Linked DNA regions of Homo sapiens: region 1 is linked to region 2. Evidence: chromatin loops called from intact Hi-C (ENCODE). Cell type or tissue: IMR-90. All regions are shown on one strand.

The links. A loop is a pair of places that touch in the nucleus more often than their neighbours do. Peaks named below come from ENCODE experiments on the same cell type or tissue, not always from the same donor. Only the 100,000 strongest peaks of a DNase experiment are listed, where the experiment ranks them.
Region 1: it touches region 2 in a loop (2.4-fold over the local background); 11 of 110 quality-filtered maps call a loop at or near these places.

What each region holds. Positions count from the first base shown.
Region 1 is chr10:17,429,705-17,432,204 of GRCh38, reverse strand. All of the region lies in intron 2 of ST8SIA6 (ST8 alpha-N-acetyl-neuraminide alpha-2,8-sialyltransferase 6), which reads left to right. Among named protein-coding and RNA genes, the nearest start is that of ST8SIA6, 24 kb to the left of the region's middle. In IMR-90, a CTCF peak has its summit at 1,287 (motif pointing right); a DNase peak (open chromatin) is centred at 1,284.
Region 2 is chr10:17,272,364-17,274,863 of GRCh38, reverse strand. No RefSeq gene overlaps it. Among named protein-coding and RNA genes, the nearest start is that of VIM-AS1, 44 kb to the right of the region's middle. In IMR-90, no CTCF peak of the experiment used is centred here; a DNase peak (open chromatin) is centred at 1,253.

The sequences.
Region 1 (2,500 bases), 160 kb before region 2:
CTGCTTCTCTGACTTCATCTCTTTCAATTCTACTTGCTCACTGTGTTCCAGCTGCATGGAACTTCCAGTTATTTCTAGAACATAGTATGCTCTGGCGCCTTGTCTCCAACAGTGTTCTCTTCCTGGACTAAGGGTCTTTCATGAGCATCCCCCAGATACCCACCTAGTCTACTTCTTGCTTCCGGTTTTCGGCTTCCGGCTTCCGGCTGTCTCTCCCTTCAGCCTCCACTCCTATCCCTACTTTCCGCTTCCTCTTTCTTTGCCCTATTTTTTCCTGTACCACTTTTCACCATATGACACCACATATATTTCACAGTACTTGTTCTTATCTATCTCCTCCTACTAGGCAGCGAGCTCCATGTGGACAGAGATGTTTGTCTGTTTCATTTACTGTTGTGCCTGGAATAATAATGGCATATAGTAGAAACTGACTATTTGTTGGGCAAATTCCTTTTTTTTTTTTTTTTTCCAAACGAAGACCATGAGGCACAGAGAAATTGCAGTGATTTGCCTAAGGTCACACAGTTAGTAAGTATACAACTTGGGACTTGAACCCAGGACGCCTTCCCGCAGGGTTGTTTTTAGGACAGAGAGGATCTCACGCTGGCTTTCTGAATTCTTTCCTTGTTTTTCCAGCGGGCTCTGCGTTGTTGTTCTAACAGTTTATGCTTTTTCTACCATAGCCCAGGCGGGCTATATTTTTCAGAAATCCAAATAAATCTATATTACAGTCACACCCTTTCCCCCCCCTTAAAACGAAACTTTTATTCACTAAAATAACTGCTTTCAAATTGGTATATCATTATTCCGGTCACACTTTGAAATGATGTGCTTAAAATACTTTTAAAACAGCACTGTGAAGAAATTTCTTTTATATAAATGTTACAAATGTGGTTCAAAAGACCTGCCCTGACTTTCTTTCCCTTACCCTCCATCTCGGGGTGGGAGCTACCTGATCCTCAGGTGACTTCCAGCCATCCTCAGCGGCTAGTTCTCATCCTCATGTCGGCCAAAGGTGGCAGCCCTTGGGGCAGTCTGCATCACAGTTGAGAAGAGAAAAAAGGACGAGAGCAAAGGGCTTCTTCCTAATGAGGCTTTGCCTTTGTAGTTGAAAAGGAAATCCCTACTCAAAGATTTCTGCCTAAATCTTTTTAGCCATAAGTGTCACATGCTCAGCCTTGGCTTCTGGAAGTCTAGAAATATAAATGTCTCGCTTGGTGCCTGTGTATTGAAGGCAGGGAAAGGAAAGGGGTTTGGGAATGGCTTTGGGCCACTGTCTGCCACAAGAGGGAGCCCCAGATCACACTGAGCAAGTCTTTCACGTAACCTTAATAAGAACATAAAAGGAATAATCAGCAGAGCAAATAGACAACCCACAGAATGGGAGAAAATATTTGCAAACTATGCATCTGTCAAAGGGCTAGAATCCAGAATCTACGAGGAACTCAAACAAATCAGCAAGAGAAAAATAATCCCATCAAAAAGTGAGCAAAGGACATGAATAGACAGTTCTCAAAAGAAGATATACAAATGGCCAACAAACATAGGAAAAAATGCTTGACACCACTAATCATCAGGGAAATGCAAATTAAAACCACAGTGAGATACCACCTTACTCTGGCAAAAAAAATGGACATTATTAAAAAGTCAAAAACAACAGATGTTGGCGAGGATGGGGAAAAGGGAACACTTAGACACTGCTGGTGGGAATGCAAATTAGTACAGCTTTTATGGAAAACAGCGTGAAGATTCCACTAAAAGTGGATCTACCATTCAATCCAGCAATCCCACTATCAGGTATCTAGCCAAAGGAAAAGAAATCTATATGAAAAATACACATGCACACACGTTTATAGTAGCACAATTCACAATTGCAAAGATGTGGAACTGACGTAAGTGCCCATCCAATGAGTTGATAAAGAAGATGTGGTGTATATACACCATGGAATACTACCCAGCCATAAGAAGAAACAAAATAATGTCTTTTGCAGCAACCTGGATGGAGCTGGCGGCCATTATTCTTAATGAAGTAACACAGGAGTAGAAAATCAAAAACTGTATATCCTCACTTATAAATGGGAGCTAAGCTATGAGTATGCAGAGGCATACAGGGTGCATATAATGGTCTTTAGAGACTCAGAAAGGGGAAGATGGGAGGAGGGCTAGGGATCAAAAAACTACACATAGGTACAATGTACACTGCTCCGGCGATGGGTGCACTAAAATCTCAGAATTCACCACTGTACAATTCATCCATGTAACAAAAAAACACTTGTACCCCAAAAACTATTGAAATAAAAAAATTTTAACAAAGAATATAAATATTTGGAAGAGAAGAGATGCTATAGAAGAAGGTACCAGATGCTAAATGAAGCTCCAAATGGTAAAACGTGAAGTACAAATAGAAGTTGAAAAAGTAAGGCCAGGCATTGTGGCTCACGCCTGTAATCCTGACACTCTGGGAGGCTGAGGCGGTCAGATCGCTTGAGCCTAGGAGTTC
Region 2 (2,500 bases):
ATGTTCAAGGAAAAATAAGCTACCTCGGATTTTGTTTGGAGGGGAGAGGATGGTGAATTGCAGAGGAGAGAAACCCACCAAGGATGGGCTAACACTGGATGATGAAGGGAGATGAGGGTTCTGTCTGAGTCCAAGAGTGGGCGAGAGGTGGTAAGAACAGGGTTGGGGAACTACACAGCCCCTGAGCCCAATCAGCCTGCTCATCATCGCAAATAAAGTTTTATTGGAACATAACTAGCACCCATTGGTTGAGTCATCATCATCTACAGCTGCTTTTGTATTACGGCAGCAGGGCTGAATAGTTGCGGCAAAGACCATATGGCCCCCAAGGTTGAAAATATTTACAGCCTCACCCTTTACAAAAGTAGTTTGCTGAGCCTTGGTTAGAGGAAGGTCTCTGGTCATAGCTCTCCATAGAAGCACTGAGATTAGTTGTGAGGTACATTGGGATTCAGTGGTAACTAATAATAATTTGATGGCCCAAGTTGACAAATGATTCACTTTTTAAAAATTAAAATAGAGCGGATGCAAAGTTATCCCCATGAAGAACTCTCGTATACTTTCCTTGGGAAAGAAAGAGATAATAGGCCAGGTGCGGTGGCTCATGCCTGTAATCCCAGCATTTTGGGAGTCCAAGGCAGGTGGATTGCTTGAGACTGGAGCTCAAGACCAACTAGATAACATAGTAGGACCTCCCCCCATCGCTACAAAAAATGTAAAAATGAGCTGGGCAAGGTGGTGCACACCTGTAATGCCTGCTACTTGGGAGGCTTAGGTGGGGGGATTGCTTGAGCCCAGGAAGTCAAGGCTACAGTGAGCTGTGATTGTACCACAGCACAACATCCTGGGTGACAGAGTTAGATCCTGTCTCAAAAAACAAAAGCAAGAGAGAGAGAGAGAGAAAAGAAGAAGAAGAAGAAAAGAAGGAGGAGAAGAAGAAGGAGGAGAAGGAGGAGGAGGAGAAGGAGGAGGAGGAGAGGAGGAGGAAAGGAGGAGAGGAGGAGGAGGGAAGAAGGAGGAAGGGGAAGGCGGGGAGGGGGAGGGGAGTTACAGCTACCAAGCAGAATTTTATATAGAAAGAAAGAGAGAGAGAAAGAAAGGAAGGAAGGAAAGAAAAAGCGAGTTACAACTAGCAAGCAGAATTCTGTATGTCCAGGAAAGAAAGTGAGTTACAGCTACCAAGCAGAATCTTCTGTTCCCTGGACATGAAATGAGAGTGAGGCTCTATCACGTGACTCACTCTCAGGGTTAATCCCAGCACTCCTTTTGAGTGAGTTGTGTGGTAGACATGACTCACATCTATCATGAATACCTGCTGAAAAAACAAAGTGAAAACTGCTTCCCTAGAGAAGCCTGAATTAAGGGTTTGGGGAAGAGTGTGTGTGTGTGTGTGTGTGTGTGTGTGAGAAAGGTGTCAGTGATGAGGAGACCCAGAGGACCTTTCTTCTTCAGCAGCACAGCCTGGCCTAAACCTCTACAAGGCTCACCCTGCGTCCTCCAGCTCTGATTCAGGGGTCATTCTAGGGCCGCCTATTTGACGGCCCTCCCTCCTGGTTGTCTATCCAAAGGTCAACATCAGGTTTTCCTTTCGATCCACTGAAAAGGCCTAAAGGTGATTTCAGGTGTTCCTTGTATCCTAAAAATGTTCTACTCTCTCTGTTGGAAGTTTAGGGTGGTGAGGGTGGTGGGGAGGTGGGTATGGAGTTGAGGACATAGGATGAGAGGTTTAGAGAAAATGCAACGTGTGATTGAGCAAATACCTAAGAGTGAATCTGTAAGCTACACGGATGAGCTTTGGTCAAGAATTAGGCTGAGGCAGACATCCGGGCCTGCATGACTTAGTGAGTTTAGGGCACAGGCGCAATACTCCACTTGTTATATAACCTGTTTGGGTAAGCTCATACCTGTCTTTGAGCCATTATTCTTTGAAAAAGTATAACTGCCCGGCTGACACTGTGCATATGGCTTGGCTCGGCCCAGCACGGAACGGAATGGCTCGACATGGCTCGGGCGCTGGTGCCCAGAGAGAGAGTAAGGCTACTTACCCCTGTAAGGGAGAGTGGGTCACCTTGAAGGCAGGCAGTGGGGAGCCAGGAACCAGCTTGTGCCCAAAGGGAAAGAGTTAAGCTGCTCTCCCTGTAAGAGAGAGCTGGCCTTGTAGGGCAGAGAGCGCAGCTGCAGGTGTGGGGTCGGCGAGAGCCTCAGAGCTGGAGCAAATAGCCGAGGTAAAGGTGGACGGTGTGAGTACGCTGCCGATGACAGAGCTGCTGCATAAAACCATATTCACCTGCCTACGGCCCCCTGAGTGTTCTTTCAGTTATCTGCCCATCCACCCACTCCCCTCAAACCTCAGCTGGGGCTCACACCTGAAAGAATCGCTTTCTGTTAGTCCCTACTTAACTGATACCATATTCTCTCTGGTTTGGGGAGTGGAAGGAGGTGGAAAGAATAATAGCAAAACGGTCTCCTAAAAACTAGAACGTCACAAACTTTTCCCAAG